2 separate regions of the Homo sapiens genome follow, and region 2 is linked to region 1. The links are chromatin loops, found by intact Hi-C in ENCODE. Cell type or tissue: chondrocyte. All regions are shown on one strand. Region 1 overlaps TBC1D5 (TBC1 domain family member 5). Region 2 overlaps SATB1 (SATB homeobox 1).

What was found. A loop is a pair of places that touch in the nucleus more often than their neighbours do. Peaks named below come from ENCODE experiments on the same cell type or tissue, not always from the same donor. Only the 100,000 strongest peaks of a DNase experiment are listed, where the experiment ranks them.
Region 2: it touches region 1 in a loop (4-fold over the local background); 4 of 110 quality-filtered maps call a loop at or near these places.

The regions. Positions count from the first base shown.
Region 1 is chr3:17,429,933-17,432,432 of GRCh38, reverse strand. The region is part of intron 3 of TBC1D5 (TBC1 domain family member 5); the gene reads left to right. Among named protein-coding and RNA genes, the nearest start is that of TBC1D5, 310 kb to the left of the region's middle. In chondrocyte, a CTCF peak has its summit at 1,278; no DNase peak of the experiment used is centred here.
Region 2 is chr3:18,388,125-18,390,624 of GRCh38, reverse strand. All of the region lies in intron 7 of SATB1 (SATB homeobox 1), which reads left to right. Among named protein-coding and RNA genes, the nearest start is that of SATB1, 36 kb to the left of the region's middle. In chondrocyte, CTCF peaks have their summits at 1,080 and 1,298 (motif pointing right); no DNase peak of the experiment used is centred here.

The DNA of each region.
Region 1 (2,500 bases):
GATAATGCTGAGTCATTATGCTTTGCCTTCACTGTGTGTCAACACATGAATATACTTTATTCATAGATTTTTAAAAATCATTTTTTTAAAGGATTTTAAAGTTAACTAAAACATTTCATTGGTATATACTAATTCCTTTAAAAGACACAAAGGCTTTCAGGTCTTTACACTAAACTCATAGCTTTGTTTTCATCTTAGTTTGAACCAAGTCATTTTTCCCCATCTTACTATTAAATACCCCACCCAGACTGTGTATGTTGACAGTTCTCTAATGATTCAAAGATAAAACCTTTTCTTTATTATGTAATACTTTTCAGAATTCATACCTAGTGTGATGTGATAGTCTAAAACTTGATGTTTTCACATGTAAACTGAAGACACATTTGAGTAGGCGTGATTATTTATAGTGTTATTCTGGCTGTTTTTAACTTAACCTAGTTTAAAAATCTCTGGTTCTCTCTTCATGAACTAGATGTTTGTGTATAAAAAAATACTACAGAAATCTATTGTAAACCTCCCTTTAGAAAGATTTCAACAGTGCACAGATGGAACCAAAAATGCCCTTTGTTAAACATGACTTCAGTTAAAGCTAAAAGGGAGTCTGAAATTCCATTCATTCTGTTTTGAAATTTAAGTCACAGTTATCCTTTCTGGCTTAGTAAGTTAGATACACATGTTAGAAATTACTATTAAGCAATATTATGCATTTTCTTATAATTTAAGCCAATGTAACTATCAGCATATTTTTGCAAATCAGCAATTTATTTTCATTGAATATTATGAACCCATTAGGAAAGTTGCATACCAATTAATGAGAAATGAATGTTATATAAATTTCAAACTTACGGTCACAAGTAATTGATGAATTGTTCTTATAGATATATGTTGTACAATGTTATAAATATATAGTTACACATATGTTATTTATTTTATATAATTCATGCATGTATTCAAAATATACTCAATAAAGACATCTAGATTCTTTTACTGGTTACTTTACATTAGATATTGAAATACCTTTAAAGTTACAACTGTATTCTAAAAATTGCAGATTAGTTAAATTATTTTCAGGTAAGAGGAAGCCTATTATCTTAAACCACATTTTAGATATTTGTGCTGTTTGACCATTTAATAGTCTTTGTGTAAGATTACATTAATACTGTATTTGTATGTGTGTGTATGATGCATCTTTGTTACAGTTACGGCTACCTGACAACTTAGTTCAAGGATCAGAATAGCAAGTAAAAACATCATAGTAAACTCTCTTGCACCCTCTGTTGTTATTTTTGGGAAACACTACATATACGTTCCCATGATTGTATTGTCATTTCATTTACTTTAATCCCTTATAAAATTAATACTTATTTTATTATACTTACCTCCAAATTAGATTCAGTAGTAAAGTAACACTTGTTTATTTCCCAAACTGGCGGAAGTTGTTTTCTGGTGTTACAGATATGTTTTTTATCATATTATAGCTTAAATGAAAAATGAGCCTTTCTGTTTGTCTTTGATTTCTCCTAGTTACTGGTATTAAGCCTCTCCAAATGTTTCACACCAAGGAAAATCTCTACAGGATGTAGCACATTGTATACACAATTTTACAGAATTACAGATTCTGTCTGTTCTTTTGTAAACCTTTCCATAGTCAGACAGTTTCCTTCCAAAATAAGAGTCTGGGATCGTCCATACTAAAATTAAGAGTTTATAACTGTAAGGAACAGATGTTTTCATAAACATTTGCCATAATTAATTTCAACTAGAGGATTGAGGGAACAAAGCGTTTTTCCCGCTTCAAAACTTTATTGCCTTTTCCCCATATAGCCAACTCTGAAATCTTTTCTCTAATATTGTTAGTGAAACAATTGTACTCCTTATTTGCTATGTTTTTGAGAAAGAAAAACTGCTTTTTTTTTCCCTATTACCATTTTTTTGCACCTTGAAAGTTACATTTAATGTGATAGTTTCATTTGGAAACAGTTTTAAATTAAATAAAACCTTTATAATATGATAAAACCTGGTTGTTTATAAAGCCAAATTCTCTTAATTATTTGAAGGATTTTATATTTGATCTGATAAATATCACCTTAAAGGAAGAACTATTCTATTGGTGTTATTTTTCATGTTTAATCATAATCTTTAGTTTTAACGAGAAAGAAGCTCATATTTTAAATGTATAATATAGTACTTATTCTATGCTGATTATGGAACGTTTCACAGGAAATGTCTGCAAGCTGTTAAATAACATGTGTTGTAGGAAATTTTCATTTAGCAAGACAGAGACTAATTTTCCTTACATCTTTTTAGTTTATTATAATATTATTAATTTTTAAAAGAAAATGAAGGGTGCTGTATGAGTAATACCATACCCATGTTTTCAAAGAATTAGCAACTTATACCTAGCTAGGTTAATTTTAAACATTTATATGTTTTTGGATTATTTTCTTCTATAAATTGTCACCATTTTTAAGTGTTGTAATCCATTTTAGGATTTTTTGTT
Region 2 (2,500 bases), 960 kb before region 1:
AAATTTGCCTGCTTAAGTATAACAGAAATTGCTACTGTGTTTCTATAATTCTTCACAGTGTAATTTAAGAAAAGTCCACTATCCATATCACTATTGAATAAAAGGTAAAAAGGTGCTATTACCCCAACAAGACAGCTCTCTGGTTAGCCTGCCAAACGACAGAGATAAATGTGTCTACTTAAAACTTACTTGGCATGAATCCATGGTAGTAGGTGGAGTTTGAAAATAGTCTTTTACCTGGACATAGGATTAAAAATTCACCAAACAACAGAGGCAGGTAGCCTTGAAGAATATTCTATGTATTTTCTTTTTAGGAGGGAGGTTTCATCAAATCATATTTTCTTCCTGAGGGCTTTGAAGTTCCATGAAGCTGATAAAATCTATTTGAATCAGTGATTATGTTCAAAGAGGAGACAAACGGGAGGCCAGACAGCCTTTTTGTTCAGATTGGCAGTCTCTTTCGCTTATCTGCTGTTTTAAAGAATTCATAATTAGCTTTTGGAAATACTGATAATATTTATTGGAGGTTTTTTCTTTCTTTTACAACTACTAATGAATTTTACTTGTAATAACTTGTAAACTGTTTTTGGAATGTAAAAACAGGTTTAGGAATTCAGCAGTAAATTCATTCTTTAGTTGAAAAAATTAGAACTCTGACTTAACCGCTATGTAATGACAATGCAAAACAATTTTGTGTTTTCATAGATACAGCACACATCTAATTATTGGTAAGATGTGAAGTCCCAATGAAAGGCAGCTTCTGATTTTCAATAAAATGAATATTTATGAGGTACTGGTAACTTCCTACATAACATACAAGTTCTCAGGTTCTTTTCAGACACAAGAATGACTAATGATTTTGTTTAATTTAATTCAACAAATTTATTGAGCGCCAATGATTCTTGATACTGATGACATATTTTAGTCCTGATGTTTCAGCATATTCTATGACATAAATAAGGTACATGATGGCCTTTTCATACTATTTTTTAGCATGAAGAATTTTTGGTAAAAGGTCACGCTTACTGTCCACTGTGTGGGCAGTACTACAAATGACCTTGGCAAGTCTGTACTATGTCTTCAATTATAGGATATGGGAACTGGTGGCCACATATATCTTGAATTCAGCATATAAATATGAGTGCAGCTATTCAAGTAACAACAACCTGAACAGGACCAAAACATACATTCCCATATCTGGGATCTGATAGCAGTCATTTTGCATCCAAAATTATTCTAAAGTGACTTTTTTTTTTAAGTAATTATCACTAATCAAAATGTTTTCTGACAATATTTTCAAGCATTTCCACCAGGGGGCACTCCCCTCATTGAAAGCTCTGGGCCAAAAAAAAAAAAAAAAAAACCCAAAGGTTTCTGAAACACCTGAGACTGTCTACACTGGCTGCTTTAAAGCTCTTTGAGTGTTTCAGGGTTTGAAACATCACTTTATACCATCAACATATTTCAGACGAACAAAAAACCTTGTTCCAGTAGAATAATTAAGTGGTAGTAAAATGCTTTGCCCCTAAAAACACTTGTATGCTTAAATAGGAAGTCACACCAACATCAAAATATAGGTAGAGAACTTTTAAAATTTTCTCCCAAGTGACATAACTACCTTCCAATCTCAACCATATGGAAATGACTTAGTCTTATATGTTAGCAAGACTTGAGAAAGAATATTATTTTGTATGTTTTCCTGTATTTGACTTTCTCACTATAGATCTCTGCTGCCTCAGGAAATATTTTTGATAGAAATATGTGATATAGTACTTTGTTATTTGGGATTTTTAAATACCTAATTTCAAGTTTCCCAAATAACATCCTAAATATTTATAACTATGTTTTGCCCTAATCTAATTTTTTTAATTATTAGACAATTAGGAAAAACATCTCAAAAAATGCCACAGAACTTTTCACTGTAGGCCCAACATGAGTGCTAATAACTACTACTAGAATTGACTCATGGGTAACACATCTTGTTCTTAAGTTTCTATCACCTGTTTGTGATTGTTTTCTCCATTGTGGTCTTTATACACATGATCAGTCCATTTAGTAAATACTTATCAAACATTTACATGAGAGACATTGTGCTGGGATGATGAAAGTGAATATTAGATTATTATGCTCAAGGAATTTGTAGCATATTGTGTTTATACTGATGTTTTCATGTATCCATATCTGTGTAGTTGAGAATATATTGCTTTGTCAAGTACATTTTTTAAGACATAACATTTGGTGGAGAGGAGTAAAGAGCAAGGGTTATTTCATTACACCTATTTTCAAACTTTTTTTTTTTGAGACCTGAATGTTTTACTTTCAATATGGCACATCAGAAACACAGTCAAACTAATTAGGTGGCCTTGTGCAAATTAAATAGCTGGATGATTGACTGCCTGTTTGACTGAATTTTAGTTAAATTGACTAGATGTTTTGCTCTTGTGTAGACACAGTTACAGCATTACTCGTTAGTATCCTAAGGACACATGCCCTTCATTCT